Regions from separate parts of the Homo sapiens genome. Here region 1 is linked to region 2. Evidence: chromatin contacts called from ENCODE Hi-C or POLR2A ChIA-PET data. All regions are on one chromosome and are shown on one strand. Each heading gives the region's core, a stretch centred on a gene start or an enhancer-like site at or near the end of the contact. The rest is flanking DNA. Distances are from core to core; before and after follow the strand shown. Region 1 has its middle 97 kb from the start of THRB. Region 2 overlaps THRB (thyroid hormone receptor beta).

Evidence for each region. Hi-C counts contacts between places; a loop is a spot of excess contacts on that map. ChIA-PET counts read pairs that join two places held with the same protein, here RNA polymerase II (POLR2A).
Region 1: a loop to region 2 is called in a map of Caco-2, with 5 times the contacts of the local background. The contact joins two enhancer-like sites. A Hi-C loop is called at or near these places in 1 of 168 maps with a recorded cell type or tissue (Caco-2). POLR2A ChIA-PET finds 5 or more read pairs at or near these places in 1 of 52 experiments (WTC11).

The regions. Positions count from the first base shown.
Region 1 is chr3:24,590,487-24,593,633 of GRCh38, reverse strand. No RefSeq gene overlaps it. Among named protein-coding and RNA genes, the nearest start is that of THRB, 97 kb to the right of the region's middle. Within about 2 kb of position 1,838, at least 3 of the 41 ENCODE cell types and tissues checked have a DNase peak (open chromatin) inside an H3K27ac peak, as active enhancers do.
Region 2 is chr3:24,449,931-24,453,184 of GRCh38, reverse strand. The region is part of intron 1 of THRB (thyroid hormone receptor beta); the gene reads left to right. Among named protein-coding and RNA genes, the nearest start is that of THRB-AS1, 43 kb to the left of the region's middle. RefSeq lists a cis regulatory region at 1,388-1,401 and an enhancer at 1,322-1,466. Within about 2 kb of position 1,469, at least 5 of the 41 ENCODE cell types and tissues checked have a DNase peak (open chromatin) inside an H3K27ac peak, as active enhancers do.

The sequences.
Region 1 (3,147 bases), core at 589-3,088, 140 kb before region 2:
TGGAGTGGGGAGAGGTGGGGAGGAGGGGGGAGGGAAAGCATTAGGAGATATACCTAATGTAAATGACAAGTTAATGGGTGCAGCACACCAACATGGCGCATGTATACATATGTAACAAACCTGCACGTTGTGCACATGTACCCTAGAACTTACAGTATAATAAAAAATAAAAATAAAAAAATCTTCTGTGATTGCTAATGACTTCTAATCACAAAAGAGATGTACATTGGCATATAGAGCGATGCATTCCTTACTCCACTAAGACCTAAGTAGAGACAAAAAAATAATACCCCTCTGGCCCAGGATGTCATATTGTGACTTTCTCCTTCAGGTGAGAGATATGGTTTATACTGACTCTAAAGGTCTATTATCTTTGCTATAATCAAAGTGCCCTCAAGGACTATTCGAGATGATGGATTTGTCTTTCTCTATATTAGTGACCAAAACTATTACCAAGACTTCCTGACTTTTTATATATATGGCTCTTTACATTTTTATGTTTCTTCCCTTGATGTCATCTTATCAGCTATTAGATCTCACTTGCTTCCTACTCAGTCTGAATTTGCTGTTTCTAATCATCTGTGGGTTGCAGAAACATATGGCCAAGCTTGGGAGAACTGTGTACAAACAAAGTAAACAAGCTCTGAAGGTGATGTCCCTTCTTATAAATAGAGAATTTGGACTTTGTTCCATCTACTTGGCTGCTTAGGGGTCTTCTCCACTTACAATCTAGTTCTTGGGAATGTATCAGATGGGCAAGGTTGGTAGCCAAAGAAGTCCTTGTTATTGTCACAGCAAACCATAGCGAAGTGGTAGTTTAAGATGCTGTAAGCATCCTTGCCGGGCAGATAGTTTAACATACGAAACACACATCTCAGGGTACAAATTCAGATTTTATTACTAGTAGCTGGTAATCCAAAAGTGAGACTCTTAACCTCCAAAGCCTTACTGTTTTCATTTGTAAATGAGGTAATAATACATTTTGCAGGGTTCTAGAAACTAAATGAGCCAGTGGTTGTGGTGCACTTGGCTTGTGTATAACCCGGTCATTTTTTTGTTCCCTTTCCCCACCCAATCTTACCTTCTCTTCAACTCTTGGAACTGCAATGTATAAGGAATATAAATACACTGAAATACTTGAAGGAGGATATAACATCATGTCACATGAGCAGCAATTCAAAGACCTGGAGACATTTGCTCTGAATAAACAAAGACTCAGCAAATAACGATTGTCCTCAAAGGTTTGAAGGAGTGGCTGATGGCAGAAGGGTCAACTTGGATCAACATCTGATCACAAAAGGAATTCCTCCTCTTTATTTTTGGATTCTATTCTGAGCTGTCCATCCTCCTGCCATGACTTCATGCCAGATAGTCATTATCTGTCACCTGGGCCCCTGCAGCCACCTACATACTCAGCTTCCTGACTCTAATCCAGTCCATTTTCTACACGACATCCAAAATGACCTTTCAAAACACAACTCTGGCCATACCCTTCTGTTTAGGATTCTCCAGGCCCCCTTTGACAAAAGCCACACTCGCACAATAGGCCATTTGTGTCTATTATTCAGGCTTATTTCCCACCACTTCCGTGGGTCCACTCCTACCCGCTGCTCCCCTCACCTACATATACCTCTTGTTCAGCAAAATCAAACCATGAGAATTTCCTCAGAGATGCTTATCTGCCTCACTGTCTGTAGGCCTGTCTGCTTGGAACATCCTCCAACTTGCCCATGGGGTGAAATGCTTAAAACTGAGTCATCTTCTCTGGGAACCTTCCTATTCTGTCCTCTGCCCCACCTTCCACCCACAGGATTATTCACTCCCTCTGTCCTACTTCTGTATCTCTACTGTGAAGTGTATTATATTTACATATTTACCTATGAGTCTCTCCTTATTGACTGTGAGCTTCCTCACCACACACATTCTAACCATGTCTCCAGTACAGTGCCAGGAGTTCACCATGTAAAAGCCATAGCACTTAACAATCTGCAGCCCTGGCTGAGCTGCCAGGAGGATGCTCAGTGGAAGAGTAAACCATCCAGGTTCCTCTACCTTGAAGATTCACTATCTTCAGGTTATTATGGTACATTTTTAAGATACCTTAATTTATACTGAGTTCCTTTAATTTGGAAATGCCATTATAAAGAGGAAGTATTAGGCTGACTAGAGCTTCTCAAATTTAATGTCAAGAGTCACCTAGAAAGTCTTGTTAAAATGTAGCTTCTGATTCAGCAGATCTGGGTTGGGGCTTGAGATTCTGCATTTCTAACAAGCTCCCAGATGCTGCTGGTCCATAGACCATATGTTGAGTGGCAATGGTTTATAGATTATCAAATTCAGCTGAAGTTTGGGTGTTAGGTTTACAATGACATTGAAGCAGAAAATCTAAAAGTCAACATTTAAAAAACTTAAGCCAAAACAAAACTAACAAACCAGTTCAATTATACCAGTGATGGAGAAATGAAAACTACTTTTTAAAAATGAGATTTTAACATAACATTTCAGAAATCCATCTACTGAATAAAGCATAAAACTTAAGACATGTATATAATTTGTAAACTTTTTTAAAAGTACTTTAATTAATTAGAATAATTATTTTCAAAGAGTTGGCTGACTATATGAAGAGGTCGCAGTTCAAAGAGATTAAATGCAGAAAAAAGTTAGTTACTAAATTATAATTTTTAACTGTTAAAGCTTTCTATTTGACTGGAAAATAAGTTAAGCTAATTACTTGTTTTTAAAAAGAAACAGAACTGCTTCTCCTCCAGAGGTTTCTATGGTTTCATTTAATACGTTTGCTATTAATAAATAAATTAAAATAGGTTTTTGAAACACAATGGACACTAATTATGAGGAGAGAAACAAAGATTCAAATATATAGAAACTGAAATATTGCTTTATGTTCCTTGGGTCAATGACTCATAAACAGAAAATCTGTGCAGAATATTATTCATTCATGTTGCTGGTATTGAAATGATAAAGAAGCATTTCCAGATCTTGTGACTTAGAAAATTATTGGTGAGATATAAACAGTTAGAGAGCTATATGATAGGGAATGTGTAACTTATCAGGCTAGAAAAACAGTAGAGCTTATAAAGCCATTCAGAGGGCAAGAGTCCACAATCCTTTAGTCAGTCACATTTCTAT
Region 2 (3,254 bases), core at 220-2,719:
ACTACTGAAATAGACAAGAGTTGGTGATGGTTTGGATGGAGAAGAGGAGGGAAGTTTCAAAGACAACTGACAGGTATCCGGCTTGTGTACAAGACACTTGGTGGTGCCAGTGCCTGAGATGGAGGAAACTGGGGAGAATAAGGGTTTGAGAGGAAGGTCAAGAATCTTATTTTGGAGTTGTTTGTTTGGATGGATGTGAGATATCTGAGTGGAGAGATGTCGGGCTTCAAGTAGCATCCTGGGCCAGAGATAGAGCTGGTATTCAAATTCGAACTGAAATATACTGGAGAAATTTGCAAAACAGCACTTAAAAATAATTTAACCTTGTCCTGGACCAGCCAACAGGATGCCAGAACAATTTAACAAGACCAGTTTTCTTGGGAGAGGTTGCAGATATAGCAAAAAGAGTGTGGACATTGTCATCAAGCAGACCATCTTTTGAACTTTACCCCTCCATTTACTATTTGAGTGATCATAAATAGTTACAGGTGGGTTAGCAAGGAGGGGTCATGGACAGCCCCCACGTTTCTGCTTGAGCACCAGGTGGTTTATAGCGCCGGTTCCTGGGTTGGAGGAAAGTGGAAGGAAGCATGTTTCTCGGAGCCTCATCTTTCTCAGCAGAAGATTAGTAGGCCTTCCTCATAGGTGAGGACCAAAGGAATGTACATCTGGCACATACTACATGCTCAGTAATGATTTTCTTGGATGACTTGGACACTTCTCCCCTTCTCAACCCTGCTGTAAGCATCTCCACCAGCCTGCTTAAATCTACCCCCATTTTTATGTGAAAATGTTGGATGGGAACCATGAGGTGACAGACCAGGGCTAGGACTAGGGTGAGGGAAGTTAGGCACGCACCTTGGGCACCAAACGGAAGGGGGTGCCAAAAATCCAGGCAATCACAACAAATATTATTTTAATGCACTACTTTTAAAAATCAAAAGTAATGCACAAATACCCATGGTAAAATAAATATTAATGTTTAAATAAAGACAGAATCAGTATTAACTGATTTCTCCTTTCACCTCAAGATCTGTCATTTGGTGCAGTACTGGGAAAATGTGAAAGCTTACTCCCCAGCCCCCAAGACTCTTTCTCATTTCTCCCATAGTTGTTAGCTAAGGGCTAGTCCTCAGCCTCGGGCAATCTAGTCATCTCTAAATGCTAAAGACTTCAGAATGTATTCTAACACCTGTGATACTGGGCATACTTGAGGTTGGGGCTTAGGCCCCTACCAGCCCAGCCCCCAGTGCTTTTTTATCTGTTGCAACATAGAAGTTGAAGCAAGGTTCCCTAGTTCACCCCACGTCAGTAAACCAGGCCCTTTGACCCCTGGAAATGTTGAGCAAACACAAAGTAAAATAACCCAATGCTCTATTAAAGGCTGAGGTTTAAAGGTCAGCTTTGTGCTTATTGGCTGCAAGTCTGATTCACTCCCTAAATGACTATCAGGGAGATTTGTGCTTGCAACATGGACTGAGGAGATGAGCCTTTCCATTCAGAGTGGGGAGCTATTTGCTTTATAAGGAGCTGTCCTCACCAAAAGGAAAGCAGCAGGTCAGGAGCAGGTGAAAGAGAATAGAGGTCCCTGAACCAGGAATGCTTCCTTCTGATTTTGACTCTGACTTTTGAAAGCTAAAGGTACATGTAGGCCGGGCGTGGTGGCTCACGCCTGTAATCCCAGAACTTTGGGAGGCTGAGGCGGGTGGATCACGAGGTCAGGAATGTAAGACCAGCTTGGCTAACATAGTGAAACCCCATCTCTACTAAAAATACAAAAAAAATTAGCTAGGCATGGTGGCAGGCACCTGTAGTCCCAGCTACTCGGGAGGCTGAGGCAGGAGAATCGCTTGAATCTGGGAGACAGAGGTTGCAGTGAGCTGAGATCGCGCCACTGCACTCCAGCCTGGGTGACACAGCGAGACTCTGTCTCAAAAAAAAAAAAAAAAAAAAAAGTACATGTAGTGGCTTGTAGCTTTCAGCTGTTTCCCAGGAAAATCAGAAAATCTTCAACTGAAATATTTGGTAATTTAGACGTCATTAGTAAGTGGATAATAAATAATTAAGGTTAGACTTGTCATAGCTCATATGTATCACAAGGAAATATTTATGGAGTTTTGAGCCTGTGGGTCACTTTTCCTATAACAAAACCTGGGTGTGGGAAACCAAATTTTTAAAAGTTATATTATTTACATATTTTTATTTCAATTTGAAGAAAAATTTGTCTAATTTTTAGAATGTTTTCCTGCAAATATAACAGACTTCATAATGCACATTTATGAAGGATTCTGAAACAATAGCAAGGAAGGAGAAAGAGCTGCATGGATTAATCCTGAGCTGCTGCAGCACACTGACTGCATGTCAGTGGCACTTTAAGATTGCAACATTTTGTTTGGTGACCTTCACACCAGTTGACTGTATGCACCTTAATCTCTCTCTCAAAAAAAAGCTGAGCCTACTATAGATTGGCATCTTTTTCTTTTTAACCCCAGTTTTTCATTTACCTACACTGGTTTACCTACACCTGGTTTAATTTGTACAGCAGAATGAAGTTCTTTATTACAAAGCTCAGAAACTCGTCTTTGAGTTTTTAGGAACAGTAAGTACAAAGGTTGTCATGAATTGAGACTGAAAGACCTCATAGATAAATTGGGTAGTACATTTTTAAAGTAAAGAATAAATAACACTTCAGAAAAATGTAGAATACGTTCATAAATGCACAAATGGAGATAAAATGTCACTTTTTGTAATGAGGTTTCTTTCAGACTTTGACACTCGTAAGTAAATGTTCAGAGGAAATAAACGTCAGGGCATATCAGCTTTTGTGAGGGTTGCCAATGTGTAAATGTGAGGTCTACTGTAAATCGTGCTGTCCATTTACCTGCCTCTCTGCAGGAATTTCTTTTTGAGTGTGTAGTCCTTATTTCCCAAGAATAAATACAAAGACTTTTCAGACTATGAATACATATCACATGGTCTCTAAGGTACAGTTGTACATTATACCTGTGGAAGTTTTCTTTCTTAAATAATTAAACGAGATTTTTAATTGTATAAAATAAGAATCTTAAATATTAAGTTATGATGCTTTCTTTAAGAGTGTCTAGTTTCCTTCCTTCTCTCTCCCTTCTTCCCTCTGTTTACTTCCCGGCTAACTCCCCTCCTTTCTTCCTTCTCCCCTTCCTCCTTCTTCCCTCCTTTCCTTCCTTCCTCATTAATTCTTAAAATGTTCATTTGAATGCTTAGATGCTAGATTG